3 separate regions of the Homo sapiens genome follow, and regions 2 and 3 are each linked to region 1. A link is a loop called in an ENCODE intact Hi-C map of the cell type or tissue named here. Cell type or tissue: PC-9. All regions are shown on one strand. Each heading gives the region's core, and the rest is flanking DNA. Links, peaks and the distances in the headings are about the cores only.

What was found. Peaks named below come from ENCODE experiments on the same cell type or tissue, not always from the same donor. Only the 100,000 strongest peaks of a DNase experiment are listed, where the experiment ranks them.
Region 2: it touches region 1 in a loop (12-fold over the local background); 3 of 110 quality-filtered maps call a loop at or near these places.
Region 3: it touches region 1 in a loop (7-fold over the local background); 5 of 110 quality-filtered maps call a loop at or near these places.

Annotation. Positions count from the first base shown.
Region 1 is chr19:44,583,548-44,593,864 of GRCh38, reverse strand. No RefSeq gene overlaps it. Among named protein-coding and RNA genes, the nearest start is that of IGSF23, 25 kb to the left of the region's middle. RefSeq lists enhancers at 1-182, 3,915-4,414. In PC-9, for the core only: a CTCF peak has its summit at 5,463; DNase peaks (open chromatin) are centred at 4,924, 5,284, 5,784, 7,904 and 1 weaker place; H3K4me3 peaks cover 2,445 bases; H3K27ac peaks cover 5,000 bases.
Region 2 is chr19:44,802,572-44,812,888 of GRCh38, reverse strand. It overlaps BCAM (basal cell adhesion molecule (Lutheran blood group)), which reads right to left and starts at 3,786. Exons shown (of 15, transcript NM_005581.5): 1 at 3,683-3,786; 2 at 1,543-1,664; 3 at 498-726; 4 at 341-411. The coding sequence starts at 3,764. RefSeq lists an enhancer at 66-612. In PC-9, for the core only: CTCF peaks have their summits at 4,619 and 4,818; DNase peaks (open chromatin) are centred at 3,978, 4,648 and 5,608; H3K4me3 peaks cover 1,456 bases; H3K27ac peaks cover 2,756 bases.
Region 3 is chr19:44,713,840-44,723,934 of GRCh38, reverse strand. The region is part of intron 1 of CEACAM16-AS1 (CEACAM16, CEACAM19 and PVR antisense RNA 1); the gene reads left to right. Among named protein-coding and RNA genes, the nearest start is that of CEACAM16-AS1, 6.3 kb to the left of the region's middle. RefSeq lists enhancers at 1,114-1,173, 1,244-1,353, 1,484-1,633. In PC-9, for the core only: no CTCF peak of the experiment used is centred there; DNase peaks (open chromatin) are centred at 5,104 and 5,454; H3K4me3 peaks cover 613 bases; H3K27ac peaks cover 2,192 bases.

The DNA of each region.
Region 1 (10,317 bases), core at 3,566-8,565:
CAGGCAAAGGACCAATGCTAAAGGGGCTGGAGCCAAATCTGGCTCTGAGAACCAACACGATCCTTGCTCATTTTGAAGCACCCCAGTTCTCGGTGCACTGGATGGATCTTACATGGCAGAAGGGATGAGGGTCTCCCTGGGGTCTCTTTTATAAGAGGGCACCAATCCCATTATGAGAGCTCCTCCCTCATGATCTCATCACTGACCCAAGCCTCATCTCCTAATACCATCACCTTGGGCATTAGGATTTCAACATATAAAACCTTTTTATTTCAACATATAAAATAAAATAATTTATTTTTATTTTAATTTACTTTATTCATTTTTATTTTATTTTACATTTATTTTATATTTGTATTTATTTTATTTTACATTTATTTTATATTTGTATTTATTTTATTATACATTTATTTTATATTTGTATTTATTTTATTTTACATTTATTTCTATTTTATTATTTTATATTTTTATTTATTTTATTTTTGTCTTATGACCTCACTAGAGTAGTTGAGGGCATTACTCCCAACTTCTTCCACTCGTCAAAGCAGTCCATACATTTATTTTTATTTTTATTTTTATTTTTTTGTGTGTGACAGTGTCTCACTCTATCGCCCAGGCTGGAGTGCAGTGGCACGATCTCAGCTCATTGCATCCTCCGCCTCCCGGGTTCAAGCAATTCTCCTGCCTCAGCCTCCCAAGTAGCTGGGACAACAGGCGCGCACAACCACGCCTGGCTAATTTATTGTATTTTTAGTGGAGATGGGGTTTCACTATGTTGGCCAGTCTGGTCTCAAACTTCTGACCTCAAGTGATTCGCCTGCTTCAGCCTCCCAAAGTCCTGGGATTACAGGCATGAGCCACTGCACCCAGCCTATTTTTTTCATAGAATAAAGTGAAAGCAAGTTTTTTAAGAACGTAAAGGAATAAAGAGTAGCTACTCCATAGGCACAGCAGTGGCATGGGCTACTCGGCTGAGTACATTTACAGTTACTCTTTGATTATATGCTAAGCAAGGTGTGGGTCATTCATGAGTATTTCAGGAAAGGGGCAGGGATTTCCTGGAACTGAGGGTTCTTCCCCTTTTTAGACCACATAGGATAACTTGTGGACATTGTCATGGCATTTGTAAACTGTAATGATGCTGGTGGGAGTGTCTTTTAGCATGCTAATAATGTGTTATAATTAGAGTAGTGAGGACTACCAGAGGTCAGTCCTGTCACCATCTCGGTTTTGGCTGGCTTCTTTACCACATTTCATTTTATCAGCAAGGTGTTTGTGACCTGTGCTTGCCTCCTATCTTGTGCTGGCCTCCTATCTCGTGCTGGCCTCCTATCTCATCCTGTGACTATGAATGCCTAACCTCTTGGGAATGCAGCCCAGGAAGTGTCAGCCCTATTTTACCCAGCTCCTGTACAAGATGAAGTTGTGAAATGGCCTCATTTCTGAGGTGACACCTGAGGTTTGTTGTCTCACGGCCATGGAGAACTGGGACACGGACACACAAAGAGTGAGGTTACTGCATAATTTGTGGTAGTGGGTGACTGCGTTTACACTTTCCCCTGGGGGGAAAGAAAAGAGTGAGGTTGACAGCAGAAGTTTAATAGGCAAAAGAGAGAGAATAGCTGTCTGTTACAGAGAGGGGGTCCCAGAAAAATAGGTTGCTGGTCCATGGTGAAATGCAGGGGTTTTTATAGATGAGCTGGTGGGGAGGCAGTACCTGCTCTACATAGGGTGTAAGAAACTGGTTAGGACCAGGTGTTCCATTTGCACAGGGCATGAATTTCTGGCAGCCCCCACCCCAGTCTTATTATGCAGGTGGGTTTTCAGCCTGAGCTGCACAATGTTATCCATTTCTTTCTTACTGTATACTTGCTAACAAAAAAGGGAAGATTGAGCTTTCATGGTGGACATGCCTGCCCCGCAGGTAGCCCTTTTCTTTCTTTTTTAGAATCTATTTTTATTTTTATTTTACTTTAAGTTCTGGGATACATGTGCACATCAGGCCTCTGAGCCCAAGCCTGCATGTATACATCCAGATGGCCTAAGGCAACTGAAGAACCACAAAATAAGTGAAAATGGCCGGTTCCTGCCTTAACTGATGACATTACCTTGTGATATTCCTTCTCCTGGACAATTAGTCTCTGGAGCTCCCCACCGAGCACCTTGTGACCCCCACCCCTGCCCGCAAGAGAACAATCCCCTTTAACTATAATTTTCCACTATGTACCCAAATCCTATAAACATGCCCCACCCCTATCTCCCTTTACTGACTCCTTTTTTGGATTCAGTCTGCCTGCACCCAGCTGATTAAAAAGCTTTATTGCTCACACAAAGCCTGTTTGGTGGTCACTTCACATGGACGTGCATGACAGTGCAGAACATGCAGGTTTGTTACATAGGTATACATGTGCCATGGTGATTTGCTGTACCTATCAACCCGTCATCTAGGTTTTAAGCCCCGCATACATTAGGTATTTGTCCTAATGCTCTCCCCGCCATCCCCCCACCTCCTGACAGGTCCGAGTATGTGATGTTCCCCTCCCAGGTAGCCCTTTTCTATTGGTGCAGCTGCTGGCTCTCCCCCATGCAAGCTTCTAGCTTCCTTATTTATGTTTGCAGCCCGATTTTTCAGGCTGCTCTTTGTTAGGAAAAATGATTTCTTGGGCTACTTTTTGTTAGAAGGGAAGTTCTGCTGAGAGCTCTTTTGCCCTCACTATCTGCCTAAATAATTTCTGTCTCCTGTGTTAGTTGCTCTGGTCTGAACACCTCTGGCAATTCTGTAACATAGAGTCATCTTTCCAGGAGACTCTCTCCCTTGCTGGCTTTGAGGAAACAAGTGGTCATGTTGGGAGGCCCATGTGGGCAAAATCCAGCAAGAAATGGAGATCCTCAGTCCTACAACCAGTTAGCAATTGAATGCTGCCAATGTAGCAGAACAAGCTACAGACAAAACCCCTCAGACACTGACTTAAAGAAGGAAGGGCTTTATTCAGCCAGTAGCTTTGGCAAGACTCACGTCTCCAAAAACTGAGCTCCCCTAATGAGCAATTCCTGTCCCTTTTAAGGGCTTACAACTCCAAGGAGGTCCGTGTGAGAGAGTTGTGATCGATTGAGTAAGCAGGGGGTATGTGACTGGGGGCTGCATGTACCGGTAATCAGAACAGAACAGAACAGGACAGGGATTTTCACAATGCTTTTCCATACAATGTCTGGAATCTGTAGATAACATAACTGGTTAGGTCAGGGGTCGATCTTTAACTACCAGGCCCAGGGTGTGGTGCCGGGCTGTCTGCCTGTGGATTTCATTTCTGCCTTTTAGTTTTTACTTCTTCTTTCTTTGGAGGGAGAAATTGGACATAAGACAATATGAAGGGTGGTCTACTCCCTTACCAACGCCCTGGTTTCCAAGCAGATCCTTCCCGAGTTGAGCCTCAGATGAGACAGCAACTCTGGCTGACATTTGGTTGCAGCTGCAAACCAAAAAGTATCTAAGACAGGTCTCAATCAATTTAGAATTTTATTTTGCCATGGTTAAGGATCATGATCCATGACACAGCCTCAGGAAGTCTTGAGAACACGTGCCCAGGTGGTTGGGTTATAGCTTAGTTTTATACATTTTAGGGAGACAGAAATTATAGGCAAAGACATAAATTGATACATGTAAGGTATACATTGGTTTAGCTCAGAAAGGCAGGACATCTTGAAGCCGCAGAGGGGGCTTCCAGGTCCCAGGTGGATTTAAAGATTTTCTAATTGTTGCTTATAACATAATATCTGAAACTGTGTAATTTATAAAGAAAAGGAACTTATTTCTTACAGTCATGGAAGCTGAGAAGTCCAAGGTTAAGGGGCCACATCTCGTGAGAGCCTTCTTGCTGGTGTGGACTCTCTGCAGTCTATAGAGTGCAGGGCATCACATGACAAGGGGCCATGCTAGCTCAGGTCTCTCTTCCTCTTCTTATAGGCTACTAATGCCACTCTCATAATAACCTATTAATTCATTAACCCATTAACCCATGAATGGATTAATCCATTCATCAGAGCAGAACCTGCATGACCCAATCGCCCCCTAAAGGTCCCACCTTTCTATACTGCCACATTGCCTATTAAGTTTCAACATGAATTTTGAAGGAGACAAGCATTTAAACCGTAACAACGTGGTTTCCATATTTGATATGAGAATGATTATTAAAGTTCAGGTCCTCTGTCCTGTTCTCTGTGTCCTCATCTAAAATTTGACACATTGGCCAGGCGTGGTGGCTCATGCCTGTAATCCCAGCACTTTGGGAGGCTGAGGTGGGTGGATCATTTGAGGTCAGGAGTTTGAGACGAGCCTGGCCAACATGGTAAAACCCTGTCTCTACTGAAAATACAAAAAAAATGACCTGGGCATGGTGGTGTGTGCCTGTAATCTCAGCTACTCAGGAGGGTGAGGCATGAGAATTGCTTGAACCCAGGAGGCAGAAGTTGCAGTGAGCTGAGATTGCACCACTGCACTCCAGCCTGGGTGACAGAGTGAGACCCTGCTCCAAAAAATAAATAAAATAAAATAAAATAAAATTTGACACATCACATTAAGTTAATGACAGAGACAAATTTTCTTTTTCCTTTTCCACCAAAGGAAAGCCATATGGAGTCAATTTTAGAAAATACAAACTGAAATATTAGCTATTAGTACTTTTTTTGGTAAAAGTATTGGTGGTGTGTGGGAACATATTATTGATGAGATGTTAGATGCTTGTTTTCTGGGCTCGCATGATAACCTGTGATGAGGACTCTGTGTTTTTGTCCCCAAGATCTGCTCTCTGATATTCAACCTTCTCCATCCTCCTCTGTGTCCCAGAAGGCCACCTGCATTAGTTATTTATTGATGTATGACTAATTACTCCAAAATGTAGTGGCTTAAGACAATAAAACATTTGTTATCTCATAGTCTCTTTGAGTCAAGAATCTGGGCTCAGCTTAGCCAGGTCTTTTCCCTCTGATGCGATCAAGCTACTGGACGGGGGCTGCAGTGTCATTCAAAAGCTCAACTTGGGATGAGGGTATGGGGTGATTGTTCTGCTCCCAAGCTCACTCAGATGGTGTTTGCTACTGGCAGGTAGCTTTCCCCTCAGAAAGTGATTCAAGACAGAGTGAGAGAGAAGTTGAAAATAGAAGCAACAGCCATTTTGTAACCCAATCTGAGAAGTGACAGCCATCACTTTCTGCTGTACTTCATTCATTAGAAATGAGTCACTAGGTACAGCCCACACTCAGGGGGAAGGAATTAGATGAGGGCATGAATATAAAGAAACAGGGATCATTGGTTCTTGCAACTTCTCTCTAGTAAAGGAATTGCAGTAGACTTGCATCATACACACATTTAATTTATGAAATTTTAACTATAGAAACAGGTGGAAATACAGCTCTAATTTGAGGCAGCAGCTCCATCTATGGCTCAATGGTGAAGCTGTATTTTGCAGATTTGTCCTGTTGGGTACTGAGCATCTCTGTACACACTGTAAGTATGCATACAGCTACTGCTGTACAACATTTTATGTATAAAACCACATTCACTGCATGCATAGGGGATTTAAGACATATTCAAGGTGAAACCGAGCTAACCTCAATGTTCACCTTCACTCCTAAACCTAAAGAATGCTTTCACTTGATTCAGAATTCTGGGTTGACAGTTGTTTTCCTTTCAGCACTTAAAAAATGTGCCACCAAGATACAGGTCATAAAGACTTTGCTGATGAAACAGGATGTGGTAAAGAAGCCAGCCAAACCCACCAAAACCAAGATGGCGACAAAAGTGACCTCTGGTCATGCTCATTGCTCCTTATGTGCTAATTATAATACATTAGCATGCTAAAAGATATGCCCACAAGCACCATGACAGTTTAGAAATGCCATGGCAACATCTAGCACTTACCTTATATGGTCTAAAAAGGGGAGGAACCCTCAGTTCCAGGAATTGCCCACCCCTTTCCAGGAAAATTCATGAATAATCCACCCTTTGTTTGGCATATAATCAAGAAGTAACTGTAAGTGTACTCAGTTGAGCAGCCCATGCCATTGCTCTGCCTATAGAGTAGCCATTCTTTTATTCCTTTTCTCTCTTTCTTTCTCTTTCTTCTTTCTCTTTCTTTCTTTTCTTTCTTTCTTTCTCTCTCTCCTTCCTTCCCTCCTTCCTTCCTTCCTTTCTTTCTTTCTCTCTCTCTCTCTTCCTCTTTCTTCTTTCTCTTTCTTTTCTTTCTTTCTCTCTCTCTCCTTCCTTCCCTCCTTCCTTCCTTCCTTCCTTCCTTCCTTTCTTTCTTTCTTTCTTTCTTTCTTTCTTTCTTTCTTTCTTTCTTTCTTTCTCTTTCTCTCTCTTTCTTCGTTTCTCTCTTTCTTTCTTTCTTTTCTTTTTTCCTTTCTTCCTCTCTTTCTTTCTTCTTTCTTTTTTGAGACAGTCTTGCTCTGTGGCCCAGGCTGGAGTACAGTGGCAAATCTTGACTCGCTGCAACCTCTGCCTCCTGATTCTCATGCCTTAGCCTCCCAAGTGTCTGGGATTACAGGCATGCACCACCATGCTCAGCTAATTTTTGTATTTTTTGTAGAGACAAGGTTTCCCCATGTTACCCAGGCTGCTCTCAAACTCCTGGCCTCAAGCCTTGGCCTCCCAAAGTGCTGGGATTACAAGCGTGAGCCACTGCCTTGGCCTCCCAAAGTGCTGGGATTACAGGCATGAGCCACTGCACCTGGCCTATTCCTTTTCTTTCTTAATAAATTTGCTTTCACTTAAAAAAAAAGTGCCACTTTCTTCTGGCCACTATGGTTCCTGATGAGAAATCTGCCATCATCTGAATTGTTGTTTTGGTATAAGTGATGTGTTTAGTTTTCTCTGGATGCTTTCGAGATTTTTCTTTGTGTTTGATTTTCCACAGTTGGATGATGATATGTCTGGGTGTAAATTTCCTTGGAAAGGATCCCTGACATTGTGTGAAGCATTGTGCATACATCTGCATATTCTGAGGAAGGGCCTGAAGCTTCAGTCCAGGATCACACAACTTTCAATGCATTTTCAAAGGAGTCCAGGACTCCGTGATCATTAGCAACCAGTGGTTTCTATGAAGTTATTGGAGGTGGCTGGAAGGCTTGGGGAGCTTGAGGATAACTGGCAAGATATGATCAACTAGCGCATCTGAAAGGGGTTTAAACTTCCCTGAAATTATTTGGCCACTTGTGTGGTTCAGTCTATTTGACTGGAATTTCCCTGGGTGAGGGGAGCTGAGGAGTTAAAGGTTGTAGGGACTGTGGAGGACCTTGGTGACTCCAAGGAGGCTTTTAGGATCCTTATTCTCTTAATACTCTATATCTGCCCTTCACTCATATAAATACCCATGGGAAGTGAAAACATGTGCTGGCCATACAGACACAGTTTCTGGAGAAGTCCAGGCTTCTCTTCCAGCCCTGTTGCTGCCCCAGAGATTCTGATGCCCCCACAGGGAGGGTCCAGGGAGGAGATTCTCCCCCATCATGGGAGAGGGGTGCGGCCATGTGGGGTTCCCAGGAGCCCAGCTTGAGTGCCAATACCCATCAAGAGGCTGGGCTCCATCATTCAAGAACTCCGTGGGTTGGAAGACAATGCTCAGACTTGATATAAGGAGATGCAAAATATGGACCAGAGGCAGCCCAGCCAGGGGCTCCTCAGCTAGAATGGAGTTGGTCTGGTCTCCCTTGCACATTGGGGTTTTATGGCAAAAAGACTGGGCATGTCCAACTGGCTTGTCTGCTATAAAAATCCAGAATGAGATTACAGGTTTAAATCACAGCATGTTTTTCCAACCAGTCTGGTTCTTAGTCACCCACCATCCCCGACTGGGCTGAGGAAAAGATGAGGTAGGAGATAGGTTGGCAGGACTTATTTCTCAGTCCTGAAGGGACAGAATGAAAAAACTGGCAGGAACCAGCAGATGGCAACAAAAGCAATCCTTAGCTGCCCTCATTGTGCATTAGCACAAGACATTCTCACCAGAGCCATGACAGTTTACAAATGTGTGGAAATCACCCGGAATTTACCACCATTTTCCTAGAAAATTCTAAATGACCCACCTCTCGATTTGCATTGACCTACCCCTTAATTTGCATGTAAGTGAAAGTTGGTATAAGTGGGTATAAATACAGTTGGCAACAGTCCCTACCTTGCCTGCTCTGAGCACATTACCTATGAGATAGCCCTGCTCTGCAAGGAGCAGTACTGTGCAATAAAAGATTGCTGTCTAACGCCACCAGCTCACCCTTGAATTCTTTCCTGGGCAAAGGCAAGAACCCTCCTGGACTAAGCCCCAATTTTGAGACTTGCCGGTTCTCCAGCAGAGAGGGTGCCCCTCTAATGAGGATGCATGTGTGGCTTTGCTGAGTGGTAAGTGCACTGCCCTCATCCTCAGGAGACTTGTTGAAGGTGGAGAGGCCCTTCTGTGTGACCCTCAGGGCTTCTCCCAGTTGGACCATCCTGAAGGGTCCATGTGGACTTGAGTTCAGTCTGTTCAAATTGACACCAGAATCATATTTGGTCTGCACCCAGCCAGACCTTTCTAGGTGGGAAAAAGTATAAGAAGTGAAAGCTGTCAACAGCCTGGCTTCCAGAAATGAAAGCCTCCAAATTGGTTCAAAGAGCAAATTGGAAATGCTTCAAAGTACAAGCTCTGGGTTTGAATTCTGGCTCAGCTATTTTCTAGCAGAGTGACATTTGGCAAATTACTATACCTCGCTGAGCATCTGTTTCTTCTTTTGTAAAACAGAGATTACGATATAGGTTTTTCATGGGTTATGTTACTTCACTTTATTTTATTTTTTTTGAGACAGAGTCTTGCTCTGTCACCCAGGCTGGAGTGCACTGGTGTGATCTTGGCTCACTGCAACCTCCGCCTCCTGGGTTCAAGCGATTCTCCTGCCTCAGCCTCCAGAGTAGCTGGGATTACAGGTGCCTGCCACCACACCTGGCTAATTTTTTGTATTTTTAGTAGAGATGGGGTTTTGCCATGTTGGCCAGGCTGGTCTTGAACTCCCGACCTCAGGTGATCCACCCACCTCAGCCTCCCAAAGTGCTAGGATTACAGCCATGAGCCACCGCACCTGGCCTATCATGGGTTATCATGGGTTATGTTATTAAAGGAGATCATGTATGTGGCATGCCTAGCAAAGTGCCTGGTACAGAGTAACCACTCACAGGTTAGCTGGTATTCTCATTTATAATTGCTGGTCTTGCAGCTTTTCAGTCCATGTCTACAAACAAGGTAAAATGCATCACGGCAGTCCAGGCCTTTCTGCTGGCTCTTTCCCCTGCACTAGCCCTGGAGATGCCTCAGAAGCTGGAAGCAGGACTAATGAGGCAACAGAAGGTGGTTGGGTTCTGGATGAGGGTGAAGTCGTGGGTGGGAGCATTCCCATTGTAGAAAGACTGGTGCCACGGGTGGGGAGAGATTTGGGGTCTGCCCTTCTTTTCCATTAGCATTACCTGACCAACCCCTACACTCCCCACCACCACAGGGAGCCTAAAAAACAGCAGTCAGCCTGGGCGCTGTGGCTCATGCCTGTAATCCCAGCACTTTGGGAGGCCAAGGTGGGCAGATCATGAGGTCAGGAGTTTGGGATCAGCCTGGCCAGCATGGTGAAACCCCATCTCTACTAAAAATACAAAAATTAGCTGGGTATGGTGGCAGGCGCCTGTAGTCCCAGCTACTCGGGAGGCTGAGGTAGGAGAACTGCTTGACCCCAGGAGGCAGAGGTTGCAGTGAGCCAAGATCGAGCCATTGCACTCCAGCCTGGGCAACAGAGCAAGACTCCGCCTCAAAAAACAAAAACAAAAACAAAAACAAAAACAAAACAAAAAAAACGGCAGCCAAAGCTAGGACAGGCAGTATAGCATTGAGAGTTGCTTCTGCCCTGTTGGAGGGTGAAGGGGTGTGATTAACACAGGTGCAGGGTCCTGTCCTGTCCCTAACTTTGCCTTTTAGACTCTTTCCTGTCACTTGCTGAGAGCTAGGGTGTTACAACAGAGGGATACACACACACGGGAATAAGAGAGTGCAGAGGCAGAAGTGTGGACTGGGACGCCCAAAGCTCCGCACTGTGGCTCCTTGTCCCCCAAGCTCAGCAGGGGTACAAGCCAGTGCCAGTGAATGGCCACCAAATACTTGAACAGTGTTTATAACAGTTCTCTTTCCTGTTGCTGGATATAATTAATATTTCACTTTTTTTTTGCTCCATGTACATATAAACATTCGTATCCCAAGGTGGTTTTAAAATACATTTCCATCGCTAGTGAAGCTGCCTATCTCTTCTTAAGTT
Region 2 (10,317 bases), core at 2,345-7,344, 220 kb before region 1:
AGCCTCTGCCTTCTGGGTTCGAGTGATTCTCCTGTCTCAGCCTCCCGAGCAGCTGGGATTACAGTTGCACACCAACACACCCAGCTAATTTTTGTATCTTTAGTAGAGACGGGGTTTCATTATGTTGGCCAGGCTGGTCTGGAACTCCTGACCTCAGGTGATCCGCCTGCCTCTGCCTCCCAAAATGCTGGGATTACAGGCATGAGCCACCTCGCCTGGCCTTACCCCTCCTCCTTTATTACCCAGGGGTCCCCAGCCCCTCCTCCCTCAGACCCAGGAGTCCAGGGCCCTGTCCCCTCCTCCTCCAGGACCCTGGGGCCAAGGTCCACCCGAGAGGTACCTCCTGGGCAGAGTCCTCCATCACAGACAGTGTCCCTTTGTTGGGGGAGACCTCAGTGGCCTCTGGCTTTGCTGTGAAAAAGACGTTCACGTCAGGAGCCCCTGCCCTGCGCCCCTCCCTGCCTGCCTCCCTTCGGGGGATGCCCGAGGACACTTACCAAACACGTTGAGCCGCGCAGTGGCCTCAGCAGTGCCTGCCGCCCCTGCCCTCACCACGCACACGTAGTCTCGCTCGTCGCCCACCTGGGCCTCAGCCAGCACCAGGCGCCCCTGGGAGTCCAGCTGGTATGGGGGACTGCGGCCCCGGGTGTCGTGCATTGTGACCTGGAGCTCAGAGCCCTGCATCTCAGCCGAGGCTAGGCGGGGGCGAGCTCCCGAGCGGTCGGTCTGTGGGCGCGGGGCAGGCTCTCAGCTCCGGGTGTCCCAGCGCTCCTCAGTCTCTCTCTCTCTGGGTCCTTTCTCTCTGCAGCTCCTGGCTCTGCCTCTTTTCCTCTTGTTATGGGTCTCCCTGGTCCCTCTGTCCCTCCCCACCTTCTCCTGCCCCCATTCCCTATCAGTTCTTGATTTTTCCTGTCTCCTTTTCTCCATCTCATTCCGGTCCCATCCCTTCTCCTCTTGGTCTCTCCCTCTCCCGATTGTCTCTCATTTTCTTTCCTCTTTTTTTTTGAGATAGAGTCTTGCTCTGTCGCCTGGCTGGAGAGCATTGGCTCGATCTCGGCTCACTGCAACCTCTACCTCCCAGGTTCAAGCGATTCTCCTGCCTCAGCCTCCTGAGTAGCTGGGATTACAGGCACATGCCATCACGCCCAGCTAATTTTTGTATTTTTAGTAGAGACGGGGTTTCACCATGTTGGTCAGGACAGTCTTGATCTCTTGACCTCGTGATCCACCCGCCTCGGCCTCCCAAAGTGCTGGGATTACAGGCGTGAGCCACCGTGCCTGGCTTCTGCTTTCTTGATGTCTGTCTCTGTTCTCTCTCTCAAGAGCCCGCAGTCCAGAGCAGGTCAATGTCATTCTAGACTTGGCTGTGCCTAGACACGGGGCACCTTGCAGATCCCTTCCCCTCAGTGGGACTCAGTGACCCCATCTGTAACAAGGAGTGTGGCTTGGTGGATCTCTACAGGCCTTAGGCACTGATGAGAGAATGAACCTTTGCTGCCCTGCTGTGCCCTGACTCCAGGCCCCCCAGCCCCAAGCACTCACAAGGAACCATTCCAGCATATAATGGTCGTGGGTTCCCGTAGGGGTGCAGTCCAGAATGACAGACTTTCCTCGCATCACCTCCACCAGCGGGGGTACAGACAAGCGCACCTCCGCCTGGGCATCTGCAAGAGAGCAACTGAGCTATCATCCACCACACCAACAGGAAGAGCCCTCCAGACAGGGTCCCCTCTCCCCCAGGACACAAGCGTCCAGGTCCCAGCCCCTCCTCCCTCAGACCCAGGAGTCCAGGTGCCAGCCCCTCCTCCCTCAGACCCAGGAATCTGGGCCCCTGTCCCCTCCTCCCTCAGACTCAGGAGTCTAGGCCCCAGCCCCTCCTCCCTCAGACCCAGGAGTCTAGGCCCCAGCCCCTCCTCCCTCAGACCCAGGAGTCCAGGCCCCAGCCCCTCCTCCCTCAGACCCAGGAGTCTAGGCCCCAGCCCCTCCTCCCTGAGATCCTTTCGCCCTCCATCCCTTCTCCCTGCATCTCTGGGTCTCAAATCCATCTCTCCCTGCACTTGCAGAGCTCAGGGCTCCTCCTCTGGGCTGCACAGGGCCCTGTGGCCTCCGCTGAACACTCCTGGGGTAATACTGCACCAGCCTTTGCTTATCCCAACAGAGCACACGCCACCCCCCAGGGCAGGGCCAGGCCTGGCTCAGCCATTTGCCTCCAGCACCCTGGGCAGGGCCACCTCTGTGATGATGGATAAATGTTTCTCTCCATCCTGGTCTCCACCTTTGCGTGTGTCTCTCCTCTTGGGTCTCCATCTCTGTCCCTGTCTCTGCCTCTCTCTGCACCTGCACCACTCAGTCCCTGGGTCTCTTCCGCTCTCCCATGAGTGAGGGGCTGGGGTGTGGGCTGCGGCTGGGCCCGGAGCTTAGGCGGGATGGATGTGTGGGGGCGGTGAGGGGGGACAGGGCTGGGCAGGTTTCAGGAATGTGGGAGGGACAGGCTGGCTGAGACCTGCCCGGCCTGGAGCCAGAGCCCCCAGCCGCCTCTTGGCCCCCCTCAGTTTGATACAACAGCAAACGGGATAAGTCGAGTCATCTTGCAAAAGGATAAGGTTGAGGCCCAGGATCTTGGGAAGCTGGGCACCTGGACTCCTGGGATCAGAGGGAAGAGGAGGCTGGGGCCTGGTGGAGTAGTTATTGTAGAAAAACCACCACCCTCCCTCACCCTCTGGGCTGGCATCCTGGCATCAGCTCTCAGTGCTTCTTAGAAACTCCCTTCCCTTCTCTGCTCAATCTGGCCCAGCCCTACCCCTGGGGACCCACTGTTGACCATGAGTGTGCCAGGGGCCTGGATTCCCAAGCGCTCACCTCTGGCCCCAGCCTGTCCCCAGGGAGGGGTGACGGGGTCCAGGCTGGTGCCTAAGGCTGGGTCTGATCTGCAGACAAGTGGAGGCAGAGAGTTCCTCTCTCTTCCCCAATCTCTCTCATCTCTCTGTCCCTCTGTCCCCAGCACCCCCACCCCCACCCCCCAGCCCCCGGCCTCCTCTCCTTCTATCCTCATGCAGGTGTGTAAATGTAGCTGAGGCCCCAGGAAGGGGGCCTGTCACTTGGAAACACTTTGTTCCACTGTCACTGCCCGGGGCTGGTGCTCCAGCCCTTTCCTGAGGGAGGCGGGTTCTTTATACTGGACTCTGGAAACTCCTAAATACATGTGGATCGCTGGTGTGGGGACACATGGTCCTCGCTTCTCTAAGGGGTCCCTGGACCTCTCAAAACTTGAGGACCTTTGAGGGAGAGAGCCCTGGGGTTTTGATCCTCTGTGCCCTGGGGGAAGCTATTCTAGCCACTGGAGGCCTGGACTCCTGGGTCTGAGGAAAGAGGGGCTGGGGGCCCAGATTCCAGGGTCTGAGGGAGGAGGCAGGTGGGACCCAGATTCCAGGGTGCTGAGTGGGAAGGGGGCTGACTTCTCTGGTTGTCTCTGATCCACCGCCTGGGTATCCCCAGCTCTCCTGCCTGGCTGTCCCCAGATCTCTCTCACTGGAAGGCGTACCTTCCAACACTCCCATATCCCTCCTCCTTGGGGTCCCCACATTTTGCTTCCTGGGGTCAGGGTAAAGCCCTTTCTCCTCGCTTTCCCGGGGTCCCCAGGGGCCTCTCCCCAGTCCCACCTTGCCCTCAGCCCGAGCCATACCTGGGTGCGCCGCCAGCAGGACTGCGAGCAACAGCAGCCGCGGGGCCCCGCGCGCCTGGGCCGGTGCGTCCGGGGGCTCCATGTTCACGGCGGCGGCGGAGACTGAGCCCGGGCTGCAGCTCGGCCGCTGCGGGGCTGGGAGCCAGAGGCCCCGCCCCCGGCAGCCCCGCCCCGCCCCGCCCTCCAGGCCCCCCTCGTCCCCCGATGCCCGGGCGCGGGGCCAGGACCTCCCACTGCCCGGAGCGGACCTCCCAGTGCACGGGGCCAGGCTCGGGGCTCGTCCGCCCCCAAGCCTAGAGCTGTCCGGGCTTACTGACCAGCGCCTGCAGCGGGGGGCCTGATCGACCAGCGTAGCCAGTGACCCGAGCTGGGATCTCACCAGGCAATCGCGGACCTTCTCCTCGTTATTCTGACCAGGGGCCTTGGGGACTCGTCCCCACTGTGACCAGCAGCCTGGGCTGGCATCGTCGATTTTAACCAGAGGACCCCACTGCAACCTGTGGCCTGCGATGGCCTCTCCCAGTGTAACTAATGGCCCCAAGCGTGCCGTCCGAGTGGCCTGCACTGGCCTCTCCCAGTCCAACCAGTGACCCCCGCAGCCTGACCAGTGGCCCCCAGCAGCTGCTCCCAGTATGCCCGGAGATGTTTTCCCCTGTGGTCAGTGCTCTGGGCTGCTTTCCTCGTCTGACCAGTAGCCTGGAATCAACCGGTTTAATCTCTTATTTTCAATGGTCTTCAAATCCAGGTCCTCCTAGGCCGCTTCGATGATGGGGCTGGGGGTGGGGTACGGGGTGCCCTCTCTGCTTGCTCACCCATGGAAGGCCCTCCCACTCTTCCCCCTATCCAGGGAATCCCAGGAATGCCACCCTCCCTTCCTCCTTCCCGCTCTCTCCTTCATTCCCTCCCAACCTTGTGGGGAAGGGAGGAGTCAGACTGGCCAGAGCAGGTGAGGAGGGCAGGGGAAGAGGCCAGGGCACCTGCGGGAAGGGGGAGGAGTCCAGCCACTGCTAGGAAGCGTGGGTCACAGGTCCGACTGCCCAAGGCCCCTACAGGCCAGGTCAGACTGGGACAAAATCCCCCACTAGATGTCACTAGTTGCCCAGGACAGTGGTCAGAACGTGGGAGGGTGGGGGGTCGCTGGCCACACTGGGAGAGGTTACCCAAGCTTCTGATCAGCCTGGGGGTTGAGGTAGCCCTGGAGCTGGGCTTTGCCTGCTCAGACATACAGAGAAGGCTTGGATTACAGGTCAGCCTGGGAGTTATTAGACTGGTCAAGGTTACTTTATCCATTGGTCATACAGGAGACCAACGTTTTTTTTGTTTGTTTGTTTTGTTTTTGACAGGGTCTCGCTCTGTTGCCCAGCCGGGAATGCAGTGGGCGCAATCATAGCTCATTCAAACCTCAACCGCCTGGGCTCAAGCAATCCTTCCACTTCAGCCTCCCAAGTAGCTGGGACTATAGGCTTGTGTTACCATGTCCAGCTAATTTTTGTATTTTTTTGGTAATAGAAACAGGGTATTACTATGTTGCCCAGGCTGGTCTCCAACTCTTGGGCTCAAGTGATCCTCCTGCCTTCCAAAGTGCTGGGATTACAGGCATGAGCCACTGCATCCATCCTACAGAGCAACTGTTACATTGGGAAAGACCTTTTAGGATTAACTGTACCATCCCCTCCTCCAGGAAGTCCCCTCTGCCTTCCCTGGCTGGGTCAGGTTCCCCCTCTGGGCTCCCCCACCTGAGCCCGGCACACTCTGGGGGTCCCTGGCTGGGGATAGGTCTGTCTCCCTCAGTGGACTGTGAGCCTGTGAGGGCAGGGCCAGGGATGTCTTGATCACTGTGGTGAGCTAAGGGCTCCTCCCCTGGGCACCCCGCCCAGCACAAGACCAGACACAGTGCAGGTGCTCAGGGAAGGTTTGTTTGCAAGGCACACAAACTCACGTGCAGATTCCATCCAGACTGGAGCATCCCAGGATATACAATACAAACTCACTCATGGGGAATGCGGCGGCACTCCAAGACAGTCCCAGGTGCTGTCAAGCTCACACACTGTGAGCACCGACACCCATACCCTAGCTCTTCTGTCCCCAGCCTGTGCACCTTCTGTTTGGGCTGGACCCTGGTACATGCCCTCTCAGCAGCCATCGCCCACTTCCACCTCCCTCAAGAACCCAGCCAGCTGAGGCTGGGCGCTGTGGCTCATGCCTGTAATCCCAGCACTTTAGGAGGCCGAGGTGGGTGGATCACCTGAGGTCAGGAGTTCGAGACCAGCCTGACCAACATGGTGAAACCGCATCTCTACTAAAAATACAAAATTAGCTGGGCGTGGTGGCACATGCCTGTAATCTCAGCTACTCAGGAGGCTAAGGCAGGAGAATCGCTTGAATCTGGGAGGTGGAGGTTGCACTGAGCTGAGATCGTGCCACTGCACGATGTTGCCTGGGCAACAAGAGTGAAATTCTGTCTCAAAAAAAAAAAAAAAAAAAAGAAGAACCTAGCCATCTGAGGTTCTGGGTGAGGGAGGAGAACTCTATGGCATGTGTATGAAGGAGAAAAGTCAGAAACACCAAAACAGCAGCCGTGGACCCTTGCAGACTTGCAGAAACTAGTCTTGTAACATCATCTGCCTTTGTCCCCTGTAATTTATTCTCACAAAACAGCCTGAAGGATTCCTTTTACATGTGAATCAACTCATGTCACTCTTCTGCCCCAGGGTCCTCCCATGACTTCTGTCTCACTTAGGGTAAAAGCTGAGGTCCAGGTCAGCCGCAGGGACTCACGTCTGTAATCCCAGCAATTTAGGAGCCTGAGGCGGGAGGACTGCTTGAGCCCGGGAGTTTGAGACCAGCCTGGGCAACATAGCGAAACCCCGTCTCTACAAAAAAATATAAAAATGGCCAGTCATGGTGGCCCATGCCTGCAATCCCAGCACTTTGGGAGGCCGAGGTGGGTGGATCACCCGAGGTCAGGAGTTTGAGACCAGCCTGGCCAAAATGGTGAAACCCCCTCTCTACTTAAAATAAAAAAATTAGCCAGGGGTTGTGGCAGGTGCCTGTAATCCCAGCTACTCGGGAGGCTGAGGCAGGAGAATTGCTTGAACCTAGGAGGTGGAGGTTGCAGTGAGCTGAGATCATGCCATTGCACCCCAGCCTGGGTGACAGAGCGAGACTCAGTATCAAAAAAAAAAAAAAAAAAAAAAAAAGTTCTAATTCCATCCATGCGGCCGCAGGTGTATATCCTCACATATTTTAACTAACAAGGCTTATCTTTTCTGAAACTCTGGGCTCAAGCGATCCTCCTACCTCAGCCTCCCAAAGTGCTGGGATTATAGGTGTGGGCCACCACGGTTGGCCAGACTTACCTTTTCATTGTTTTTGAGACAGAGTTTCACTCTTGTTGCCCAGGCTGGAATGCAATGGCGTGATCTTGGCTCACTGCAACCTCCGCCTCCCAGGTTCAAGCAATTCTCCTGCCTCAGCCTCCCAAGTAGCTGGGATTACAGGCATGCGCCACCATGCCCGGCTAATTTTGTGTTTTTAGTAGAGACAGGGTTTCACCATGTTGGCCAGGCTGGTTTCGAACCCCTAACCTCAGGTGATCCACCAGCCTCAGCCTCCCAAAATGTTGGGATTACAGGCGGAAGCCACAGTGCCTGGCTGACTTATCTTTTCTTGACCTTTTTTCCCATTATTTTTCACACAGTGTGTGACGATTAACTTTACAACTAGCTCACAGCTTGTGGAATATGGGGAGAATGACATATTTGGAGGGGAATGGTTCTTCCCTGATTCCAGTCTCAGATCTGGAAAATGGAACTATTGAAATTTTTTGTATTGGGTGGCAGTGTGAATGCATTTTTTGATTGTACAATGAGAGACGGTTGTGCGGGGAAAGTTTCGATAAGAACTTCTGCAAAGGGCCTATTGATATTGAACATTCAAAGCCAGCTGTGGTGGCTCATACCTACAATCCCAGCACTTTGGGAGGCTGAGGCAGGTGGATCGCTTGAGCCCAGGAATTTGGGACCAGCCTGGGCAACATGGCAAAACCCTGTATCTACAAAAAATACATATTAACCGGGGGTGGTGGTGGTTTGTGCTCGTAGTCCCAGCTACTCAGGAGGCTGAGGTGGGAGGATCGCTTGAACTGGGGAGATCAAGGCTGCAATGAGCCAAGATCGTGCTACTACACTCCAGCCTGGGTGAAAGAGTGAGACCTTGTCTAAAAAACAAAACACAACAAAAAAAACCAAAGGAGCGGGCTATAGTACATATTTTGCGGGAAGGATTACCTAGCATCTGCAGCTCCTTCCCACATTTAAGGAAATTCCTACTGTCTGAAAGCCTCTGTTGCCCACTCTTGAAGCCAACAAGAATGGATGTTTGCTTTCCTGCATCTGTTGGAGCTAAGGTGACTTAAGCTTGGCAAATCCTTCCACACTTTTGAATATCAGGAATTGGCCACCTCTTCCAGCCATGCATGGCAGCTGGGACAGATTCTGTTTTCCAAAGACGGCTACAACAATCTCTTTCTTTTTTCTTTTTGAGACAGGGTCTTGCTCTGTCACCCAGGTTGGAGTGCAATGGCATGATCATGGCTCACTGCAGCCTCGTCCTCCAGGGCTCAAGTGATCCTCTCACCTCAGCCTCCTGGGTAGCTGTGAGTACAGGTGTGCACCACCACTCCTAGTTAATTTTTTTTTTTTTGTAGGAATGGGGTTTTGCCATGTTGTGACAGTGTCTTTCATCCCATGTGTGTTTCCACAATGAGAGCTTGATACTCTTTCCATCAAGAGCTGGGGTCTATGGCACCCTCCTCTCAAATCTGTGCAGTTTGGTGACTTGCATACAACCAACAGAATTCAGCTGAAGTGAAGTTGCGGAACTCCCAAAATGAGCTAGAAAAGGCCATGCAGCTTCTGCCTGGGTCTTCAGCGGCCATATAAAGTTTGACTACCTTGAGGCAGCCATGCTGTGGGGAAGCCCAAGCTGGCCAGTGCAGAGACTATATGGTGGGGGAGGCCCTGAGACCACAGAGAGATGCCCACTTGTCCAGCACCCCCAGCCGCCCTGTGGCAAGCATCACTGATTGCACTGTTTGTTTGCATCCTGAGCCAAAACAAACCAGCCACGCCTTTCTTCAAATCCCAGCCCACAGCAACCATGAGACTTAATGCAATGATTGCTGTCATTTGCGGCTAAGTTGTGAAGTGATTTATTACCAGCAACAGCTAATGAGAAGAGCAGCCATATCCTATTTCTGGGGCAGCAGAGGCAGCGAGACAACTACAGTGTCTAGTGGCCATCGCCAGCATGGCCTCATCAGACCGGTTCCGTGGTGTCACTGTGGCTGGGTTACCATTGCTGGCCAGTTGCCAGGATTCTTCCTGCTCACTTTCCAATCCTGATTCCCCAGTTCACTCCTGGGATTCTGTGAGTGACCCCAAATCCTCTCAATAAATTCCCTTTCTGCCCCTGAGGTAGCATCTGTTGCTTGGAACTAAATCTGTGAAAATTCTCTTTCTTTCTTTTCTTTCTTTCTTTCTTCCTTCCTTTCTTTTCTTTCTCTCCTTCCTTCCTTCCCTCCTTCCTTTTCCTCTCTCTCCCTCCCTTCCTTCCTTTTTTTTTTTTTTTTTTCAGAGTTTCGCTCTTGTTGCCCAGGCTGGAGTGCAATGGCACAATCTCGGCTCACTGCAACCTCCATCTCCTGGGTTGAAGTGATTCTCTTGCCTCAGTCTCCCGAGTAGCTGGGATTACAGGTGCCCGCCACCATGCCTGGCTAATTTTTGTATTTTTAGTACAGACGGGGTTTCACCATGTTGGGGTGAAAGTATAGACGGGGTTTCACTCCTGACCTCAGATGATCCACCTGCCTCGGCCTCCCAAAGTGCTGGGATTACAGCTGTGAGCCACTGCGCCCGGCCCTGATACATTCTTTCAAGCCTCCTGTCCATTGGAATACTTTTTCATCATTTAAAAAATTTTCTTTTCTTTTTTGAGACAGGGTCTTGCCATGTTGCCCAGGCTGGAGTGCAGTGGTGCAATCTCGGCTCACTGAAGCCTTGACCTCCCAGGCTCAAGCCATCCTCCCACCTCAGCCTCCTGAGTAGCTAGGACTTACAGGCATGTGCCACCATGCCTGGCTAATTTTTCCAAAATTTTTTGTGGAGATGGAGTTTCATCACGTTGCTCAGGCTGTTCTCAAACTTCTGAGCTCAAGCATCCCGCCTGCCTCAGTCTCCCAAAGTGCTGGGATTACAGGCATGAGCCACCACGTCTGGCCTCATCATCTTTTAAGTATCAGCTCAGACATCGCCTCCTCCTGGAAGCACTCCCTGACCTCCCAGGCTGAGTCAGGTGCCCACTCTGGGTTCCTGTAGCCCCCTGGGATTCCCTACCCCAGCCATGCCCACTCTGGGTCATCACTGTCTAGGGACAGGTCTCTTTCCTCTAGTGGAAGGTGAGCCCTAGTGGGGCAGTGATCACTGCTTCCTGGTCAGCATTGCTCAGCCCAGCGCTGGGCACAGGGCAAGGTCTCCGGGAATGGGGCAATTTAAACAAGGTGGAGGGAGGCTTGGGCCACTCCAAGATGAATCATGAGGTGGTATCTCTTCTTCCTCAGCAAGATTTAGACTGGA
Region 3 (10,095 bases), core at 2,741-7,740, 130 kb before region 1:
ACCCCTGAAACTGGATTCTGTGCATCATTCCATTCACCCTGCATGTGGCAGCTGGGGGAGTCTCTTGGAAGTACAAGCCTACCTCTGTCTGTCCCTTGCTCACAACTCTGCAGTGGCTCCCTGGTGCCCTGGGAGGAAGTCCACACCCGGCCACAAGGCTGGCTTCTTCTGAACAACCCTATGCTTCAGTTGAACAATAAGTAGTTTCTCAAAGGTGTCATATGCAAAACTTACCTTCAGGCCTTCGCACAGGCTGTTCCCTCTGCCAGGAACACCCTTCCCTGCCTCTTCCCCAGCATCTCTCCTACTCCTCCTTCAGGTCTTGGAGTAGATGTCTCCGCCCTCGTGAGCCCCCTGGTCAGGGTCATGGTCTGGTGGGGCTGTCGTGGTCACTGCTGTGTTCCCCTGGGGCCTGACACTGACAATGCACTCCAGGGAATGTTTATGGAATGAATGAGTGAATGAATGAATGAATGAATGAATGCCAAGCTAAAGAGTTTGCCAGGGCAGCTGTAGGAGAGTTTAATCAGGGCCAGGACACGATCGGATTTAGAAGCCCCTAGGCTCCCCCCAGCTTTTTTTTTTTTTGAGAGAGAGGGATGGAATCTGACTTCGTCGCCAGTGCAGTGGCGTGATCTTGGCTCACTGCAATCTCTACCTCCCAAGTTCAGGCAATTCTCGTGCCTCAGCCTGCCAGGTAGCTAGGATTATGGGTGCACGCCACCACGCCTGGCTAATTTTTGTATTTTAATAGAGACAGGGTTTCACCATGTTGGCCAGGCTGGTCTTGAACTCCTGACCTCAGATGATCCGCCCGCCTCGGCCTCCCAGAGTGCTGGGAATACAGGCATGAGCCACTGCGCCTTGCTGGAGCCCCTAGGTTTCCTCTCAACCCTAGGCTTTTGCACATACTCTTCCCTCTCCCTGCACTATTTACACCTAGTAACTCCCACTCATCCTCTAGGTATCAGATGAGCTGTCCCTTCCTCCAGGAAGCCCTCCTTGACCCCAGGCTGGGTCAGGCATGCGCTCTGAGCTCCTGCAGCCTCCTGGGCTCCTCCATCCCAGGCTGTGAACACTGCTGGGCTATTATTACCTGGGGACAAGTCTGCCTTCCCACTGGATCTGGGAGGGCAGGCTGGGTTCTGTTCACCCTCTCTGCCTTCTCCTCTGAGCTAACAACATCTGCTAGGACCTGGGTTCAAATCCAGATGCCCCTATCTTTGGAGCTCCTTAGGTGAGTGTGGGCCTCTCTTGGAGCCCCTGTTTTCTCGTGTGAAATGTGGGGAGAATGAGAAGCGTGCATGGAAAACCTCCCAGGGCTGTGGTGGGTGCAGTGAAGAGACGAGATCCTGAAGTCCCGAGCTGACCATGAGCCGGGTGACTACGGGTGACCCACTTCCCCTTTTGGGGTTCATCTGGCTGGATGAACGGTAGCAGCAGCCCCTTCCTGCCGGGACATTCTGGGAGGCCCGCTCGGGGCTTCCCGAGGTGGGAGGGTCAGGGACAGGCTGAGGGAAGAGGTGTCTGTTGGGTTAGGGGAAAACCAGTCTTCCCCATCATGAAACGGATGATGGGGGGGAAACAAACAAAGCTGGCTCCACCACGGCGTGAGGGGAAGTTGGGGGAGAGGATGAGGGGGCCCCATGAGGTGGGTGAAAACCACAGTCCACAACTTGTCGCCAACTTCCCGCCTGGAGCCTGTGTGCCTCGGGTGAGGCTCCCTCCTCATTGGCCTCAAACAAGACCTATCTTCATTCCAATCTCCAACCCAGCCCTGCCTGCAGCCTTCTGGCCTCAGAAATGGCAGCTTCATCCTTGCAGTGGCTCAGGCTCAAAGCTTGGAGACCCCTGACTCTTCTTGTCCCTCGCTTTACAATTCTGCCCCCAACAGTCTCTTTCCACCTCATGGCCAGAGGGATCCTGTTAGAACCTGAATCAGGGCCGGGCATGATGGCTCACACCTGCAATCCTAGCACTTTGGGAGGCTGAGGCAGGTGGATCACCTGAGGTCAGGAGTTCAAGACCAGCCTGGCCAACATGGCAAAACCCCGTCTCTACTAAAAATACAAAAATTAGCTTGGCGTGGTAGTGCATGCCTGTAATCCCAGCTACTCAGGAGGCTGAGGTAGGAGAATCACTTGAACCCCGGAGGCAGAGGTTACAGTGAGCTGAGTGGGCACCATTGCACTTCAGCCTGGGAGACAAGAGTGAAACTCTGTCTCAAAAAACAAAACAAAACAAAACAACAACAAAATTAGCTGGGTGAGTTGGCACATGCCTATAATCCCAGCTACTGGGAAGGCTGAGGCAGGAGAATCACTTGAACCCAGGAGGCGGGGGTTGTAGTGAGCCGAGATTGCGCCACTGCACTGCAGCCTGGGCGACAGAGCAAGTCTCCATCTAAAAAAAAAAAAGAAACTGAATCAGAACCCATCCAGCCTCTGTGGCTCCTACTTCACTTGGGGTGATGGCCAAAATCCTCGCCATGGCCCTCAAAAGCTGAATCCCTGCTCCTTTTTTTTTTTCTTTCTTTTTTTTTTTTTTTGAGAGGGAACCTCTCTCTGTTGCTCAGGCTGGAGCGCAATGGCGCCATCTCAGCTCACCACAACCTCTGCCTCCTGGGTTCAAGTGATTCTCCTGCCTCAGGCTCCTGAGTAGCTGGGATTACAGGCTTGCACCACAATGCCTGGCTAATTTTTGTATTTTTACAAAAATAGAGTTGAAGTTTCACCATGTTGGCCAGGCTGGTTTCGAATTCCTGACCTCAAGTGATCCGCCCACATCGGCCTCCCGAAGTGCTAAGATTACAGGCGTGAGCCATCACAACTGGCCATTTTTTGTCTTTTTGATGACAGCCATCCTAACTCAGGTGAAATAATACCTCATTGTTGTTTTGATTTGCATTTCCCCAATGAGTATGATGTTGAGTATTTTTTCATATACTTGTTGGCCATTGTATGTCTTCTTTTGAGAAATGTCTGTTAAGATAATTTGCCTGTTTAAAAAATTATATTGTTGGCCAGCCATGGTGGCTTACACCTATAATCCTGGCACTTTAGGAAGCAGAGGTAGGAGGGTTGCTTGAAGCCAGGAGTTCGAGACCAGCCTGAGCAATACAGCGAGACCCTGTCTGCACAAAAAGTTAAAAACAGCCAGGTGTGGTGGTGCACAGTGGTGGTCCCAGCTACTCACTTGGGAGGCTGATGTGGGAGGATTGCTTGAACCCAGGAATTGGAGGCTGCAGTGAGCTATAGTTGCGCCACTGCACTCAGCCTGGATGACAGAGCAAGATGTCATCAAAAAGACAAAAAATGGCCAGTCGTGATGGCTCACACCTATAATCCCAGCACTTCGGGAGGCCGATGCGGGTCGATCACTTGAGGTCAGGAATTTGAAACCAGCCTGGCCAACACGGTGAAACCCCGACTCTACTAAAAATACAAAAATTAGCTGGGCGTGGTGGTACAAGCCTGTAGTTCCAACTACTCAGGAGGCTGAGGCAGGAGAATCACTTGAACCTGGGAGGCAGAGGTTGGAGTGAGCTGAGATCATGCCACTGCACTCTAGCCTGGGTGACAGATTGAGATTACATCTCCAAAAAAAAAAAGTCAGATTTTTTTTTTTGTGTTGAAATGTTTGATATATTGTATATTCTAGATAGAGTTCAAGACCAGCCTGGCCAACATGGTGAAACCCCATCTCTACACAAATACAAACATTAGTTGGGCCTGGTGGCAGGTACTGTAATCCCAGCTACTCGGGATGCTGAGGCTGGAGAATCACTTGGACATGGGAGGTGGAGGTTGCAGTGAGCCAAGATTGCACTACTGCACTCTAGTAGCCTGGACGAGAGGGCAAGACTCCATCTCAGGGAAAAAAAAAAAAAAAAAAAAAAATATATATATATATATATATATATATATACACATATATATATATGTATGTATATATATGTATGTTTGTGTGTATATATATATGTATGTGTATATATATGTGTGTGTGTGTGTGTGTGTATATATATATATATATATATATATATATATATATATATATATATATAAAATTAGCAGGTCATGGTGGTGAGCACTTGTAGTCCCAGCTACTTAGGAGAGTGAGGCAGGAGGATTGCTTGAGCCCAGGAGTTCGAGGCCACAGTGAGCTGTGATTGTGCGGTTGCACTCCAGCCTGGGCAACAGAGCAAGACTGTCTCAAAAAAGAAAACAAAAAAGAAATATAAAATGTAAAGTTGGGTTAGTTGTGTAAGTGATAAATGCTGTGAAGAATAAAGCCAGACAACTTTGGGTGTACAGGGGACCCCTCTGAGGAGGTGACATCTGAGCAGAGACCTGACTGGAGTGATGCAGGTGTCTGAGGGAAGGAAATTCCTGGCAGCGGGAACAGCCAGTGCAAAGGCCCCGAGGAAGGAGTTGCTTGATTTGTTCAAACAATAGCCAGGAGGCCAGGTGGCTGCAGTGAGTGAAGGAGAGGAGATGATGAAGGGAATGACGGGCGGGCAGGCCTGCAGACCATTGTAAGGACCCTGGAGTCCGATCCGAAGGGGAGATGCTCCAGGAAATGTGGCTTTACCTCTGGGCGCCTCAGTATCCTCTTCTGAGAAACATGCAACATGACACCTGCGTCTGAAGGTCTCTGTGAGGACTCAGGGAGCTCCTGCCTCCACAGGCAGGAGGCAGCCGCACAGGTGAGGCCCTTTGGCTGCACTGGTCCTGTGCAACCTTGCAGATTTGGGGTGCCCTCTCTGGACTCTGCATTCTCCACACTGTGTGTCAGGATGGGCTGAAGCTGATGGGGCTCATTCCTTGGTTCCCAAAGTCTGGCCTTGGCACCCCCTCCTCCATGCTCCTCTTCTGTCTCCTTCCTCTTTCTTCTCCTCTTCCTCCCCATCCCTCCTCCTCCTCCACCTCCTCCACCTCCTTCTTCTCCCTTTTTGCCCTGTTCCCCTTTTCTCCCTCCTCCACCCTCCTCCTACTCCCTTCTCTTTCCTCCTTTTTTTTTTTTCTCTCTCTCCCACCTCCCCCTTCCCTCCTCCCTGCTCTCCATCCTGAATCAACATTCCAGTCCATGGAAAAAAACAGGGCAGGCTTCCTTCCTCTCCCTGGCAGGGCTCCAGAGAGGGACTGGGCCATTGTGTATTCTGGCCTCAAGGTCACCCCGACTCCCTGCCCTCCCCAGTGTGGTTATTTGAGAAAAGGCAGCTTGGGTGAGGGGGAAGGGATTGGGGCTGAGAGGGGTATAGTCTGCCTCCCCACCCACGGCTGGTGGAACCTGAGGGCCCCCGGCGCCACCAGAGCTTCGTGGCTTAATGGGGGAGGCGAGGAGCCACTGCGGACCTGCTCGGGACAGTGAAGGGCGCCAGTCTCAGCCCTCATCTGAAACCTGCTCCGTGACCCTGGACTAGTTCCTGCTCCTCTCTGGACCAAATCCTGGCCCTGCTCCTTTCTGGCTGAGTAACTTTGGGCAAGTCACCTCCTCTTCTTTGTGGTGTCTCACTTTCCTTTTTTTTTTTTTTTTGTCAAACAGTCTCTGCATCTGAGTCCCCCAATTTCCCAGCTAACAAAAATTCCCTAGACCCTTTGTTAAAAATTCTGCTTTCCGGGCGTGGTGGCAGGCGCCTATAATCTCAGCTACTCGGGAGGCTGAGGCACAAGAATAGCTTGAACCCGGGAGGCAGAAGTTGAAGTGAGCTGAGATCATGCCACTGCACTCCAGCCTGGATGACAGAGCAAGACTCTGTCTCAAAAAAAAAAAAAAAAGAAAAAAAAAAGAAAGAAAATTCTTTCAAGTCCCCACCCTGGAGAGACAGGTTTTCTGGGCCCAGGCAGAAGCCTGGGATATATAACTTATTTTATTTTATTTTAATTTTTGAGACAGGGTCTTGTTCTGTCTCATAGGCTGGAGTGCAATGGCACCATCACAGCTCACTACAGCCTCAAAATCCTAGGCGCAAGCAATGCTCCCATCTCAGCCTCCCAGGTAGCTGGGATGACAGACAAGTACTGCCATGCCCAAATAATTCTGTTTTTTTTTTTTGTTTTTTGTTTTTTTTTGTAGAGATAGGGTCTTGCAATGTTGCCCAGGCTGTTCTTGAACTCCTGGCCTCAAGTAATCCTCCTGCCTCAGCTTCCCAAAGTGATGGGATAACAGGCGTTAGCCAGTGCTCTTCGCAGGGATGTTTACGTTAATAAACAGGAGATTTGGGAAATGTATTAATAGTTCCATTTCAAAGGGAAGCTTTGAGGAGCAAGTCAGAGAACCTGTGCTGAGAGCACCTACCCTGGAACCTGCGATGATGAGCATCGTGTTTCTAAAAGCTCATACACATTTATTATTATTGCTTTTATTACTTTTTTTTTTTTTTGAGACAGAGTCTCACTCTGTCTCCAGGCTGGAGTGCAGTGGCACGATCTAGGCTCACTGCAAACTCCGCCTCCTGGGTTCGAGCGAATTCTTCTGCCTCAGCCTCCCAAGTAGCTGGGACTACAGGTATGTGCCACCACGGCCAACTAATTTTTGTATTTTTTAGTAGAGACAGGGTTTCACCATGTTGGCCAGGATTGTTTTAATCTCTTGATCTTGTGATCTGCCTATTACTTTTTTTTTTTTTTGAGATGGAGTCCACTTTGTTGCCCAGGCCGGAGTGCAGTGGTGCAATCTCCGCTCACAGAAACCTCTGCCTCCTGGGTTCAAGTGATTCTCATGCCTCAGCCTCCCAAGTAGCTGGGATTACAGGCGCACATGATGACATCTGGCAATTATTTGTATTTTTAGTAGAGACGGGGTTTCACCATGTTGGCTAGGCTGGTCTCGAACTCCTGACCTTAGGTGATCTGCCTGCCTCAGCCTCCCAAAGTGCTGGGATTACAGGCATGAGGCACCGCGCCCGGCCTATTATTACTTTTTGTCAGCAAATCTCAGTGATTACAATGTAAAGAACATCATATATTACATAAAGCGAAGCAAACCTGCTTAGTAGGATTAAGTTCGCCAGGACAAATGTTATCTTTGAAGCAGGGTGTGGTGGCTCACACCTGTAATCCCAGCACTTTAGGAGGCTGAAGTGAAAGGATTGCTTGAGCCCAGGAGTTTGAGACCAGCCTGGACAACAGAACAAGACCCTGACTCCACAAAAAATGCAACAATTGGCCGGCGTGGTGGCTCATGCCTGTAGTCCCAGCTGCTTGGGAGACTGCAGTGAGCCATGATTGCATCACTGTATTCCAGTCTGGATAATGCTGAGACCCGGTCTGGAAAAAAAAAAAAAAAAAAAAAAAAATGGCCGGGCGCGGTGGCTCATGCCTGTAATCCCAGCACTTTGGGAGGCTGAGGCGGGCGGATCACCTGAGGTCAGGATCACCTGAGACCAACCTGACCAAAATGGAGAAACCCCGTCTCTACTAAAAATGCTAAAAAAAAAAAAAAATTAACCGGGTGTGGTGGCTCATGTCTGTAATCCCAGCTACTGGGGAGGCTGAGGCAGGAGAATCGCTTGAACCCAGGAAGCAGAGGTTGTGGTGAGCCGAGATCATGCATTGCACTCCAGCCTGGGCAACAGGAGCAAAACTCCGTCTCAAAAAAAAAAAAAAAAGAAAAAGAAAAATGTTATCTTTGCTTTTTCTATCTGCCTGTTGTTAAAATCTAACACCTTAGTCTGGGTCATAGGCATTTATTGAGCATCCATGTTTCAGGCTCATTACTTGTATTAACTAATGTGATCTTTTCAACAATCCTAGGAGGCAGGGGCAGTATTATCATCTCCATTTTACGAGGAGGAAAAGCAAGCAATGTACCCAAGTTCCCACAGCTAAAAAGAATTCTGTCTGTCCTCAGAGCTGTGCCCTGAAACCCTCTGCCCTGCTGAAGAATGGAGAGGACTCCCCCACCAGCACCTCCACCTAGGACACATGGGAACTGTGGGACTTGGAGCAAAGTTTTCAAGTCTCTGTGCCTTAGTTTCCTCACCTGTAAGTTGGGGGAATGATAGTAACTGCTCTTAAGAGCTGCTGTAGGAATTGAGATCTTGCATGAAAAAGGATAAAACCAATTGATATGGTTTAGTTCTTAGTCCCCACCCAAATCTCATGTCCAGTTATGATCCTCAGTGTAGGAGGAGGGACCTCGTGGGAGGTGATTGGATCGTGGGGGCAGTTTCTAATGTTTTAGCACCATCCTCCTAGTGCTGCTTGTTTAAAAGTGTGTAGCACCCCACCTTCCTCTCCTGCCGGCCATGTGAAGACGTGCTTGCTTCCCTTTCACCATCTGCCATGATTGTAAGTTTCCTGAGGTCTCCCCAGAAGCAGAAGCCTGTATAGCCCACAGAATCATGAGCTGATTAAACCTCTTTTCTTTATAAATTACCCAGTCTCAGGTATGTCTTTATAGCAATGTGAGAATGGACTAATACACTGATGCTCGAGATATAGGAGTGATTATTATTTTGTGGTTATTGTTATTATTCTTTCCTACACTCTTAATGAAGGGGATTGCACTACTTGAGATAATTCAGTAAAAGAGCACAGAGATGCCCAGAGGGACGGAGGACCTGGTCTTGGGGACATTTGAGCCTCCACCACACCCTGAGGCTATGGGATTTTGCTTGACCTAGAAACCTGAGCTGCTTCTCCTTCCCTCCTTCTGCCCCTCCTGCTGGCCTCATTCTGCATCAACTGCACACAATCACAGCTCAGAGCAGCAGCTCCCATCTTTCTCAAACCCCTGCTATGGGGGCTGTGACTCTTACTCCTTGGGCTCAGGTGAGGAAGGCCATTTTGCCTAGCTGAGGAGGTAGAAGTTCCAAAGCTTGGAGTGGCCAAGCCTGCCAGCTGCCCACCCGGGACCCATTCTCTCTGCCTTTCTTAATACAAGAACCTTGATGTTAATTGGGGCAGCAGCATACCCAAGGCAATGACTGCAATTCCCTGCCTCCCTTGCAGCTAGGGTGGCCATGGTACTATGAGCTGGCCAATCAGATCTAAGCAGGGGTTGTTGGATGGGCCTTAGGTAAAGTTCCCTTAAAAGGGGCACAGTCCATAAACTGGCTAGGGGGAGTTTTTTTTTGTTTGTTTCCCTTTGTTCCCTTCTTTCTGCTTCTTGCCTGGAACATGGATGAGGCAGCTGTGACTCCAGCAGCCATCTTGGGCCATGAGGTGATGGAGAGGATGGAAACCCCAAGGTAAGGATAATGGAACAGAAGAATAGAAGGAGCTGTGTCCCTGATGACACTACAGGGCCTCCATTCTAGCTCTGAACAATCTGCTTCTGGAGATTTTTTACGTTTGAGAAATGAGAAAAATAATCTTCTAGCCATATAAGCTACTCCCTGTGTATCTATTCTGCCTAATTGTTTATGCTAGTTCCAATATTTCTTACTAGCCACTGAAGATAATTTCTTTTGTTTTGTTTTTTGAGACTGAGTTTCACTCTTGTTACCCAGGCTGGAGTGCAATGGTATGATCTCAGCTTACTGCAACCCCTGCCCCATGGGTTCAAGCAATTCTCCTGCCTCAGCCTCCCAAGTAGCAGGGATTACAGGTGCCCTTTTATCTTATATATTAATCTCCTTGGCTTTTTATTATTTGTGTTCCTTATTTATACTTCTGTTTTTTTTTTCTTGATCACACCATGCCCGGCTAATTTTTGTGTATTTTTAGTAGAGATGGGGCTTCACCATATTGGCCAGGCTGGTCTCGAACTCCTGACCTCAGATGATCAGCCCACCTCGGCCTCCCAAAGTGCTGGGATTACAGGTGTGAGCCACAGTGCCCAGCCTAGCCACTGAAGAGAATTTCTTTCTTTCTTTTTTTTTTTTTTTTTTTCGAGACAGAGTCTCGCTGTGTCACCCAGGCTGGAGTGCAGTGGCGTGATCTCGGCTCACTGCAAGCTCTGCCTCCCAGGTTCACGCCATTCTCCTGCCTCAGCCTCCCGAGTAGCTGGGACTACAGGCACCTGCCACCACGCCCAGCTAATTTTTTTTTCTTTTTTTGAGACAGGGTCTTGCTGTGTCGCCCAGGCTGGAGTGCAGTGGCATGATCTCGGCTCACTGCAAACTCCGCCTCCCAGGTTTGCACCATACTC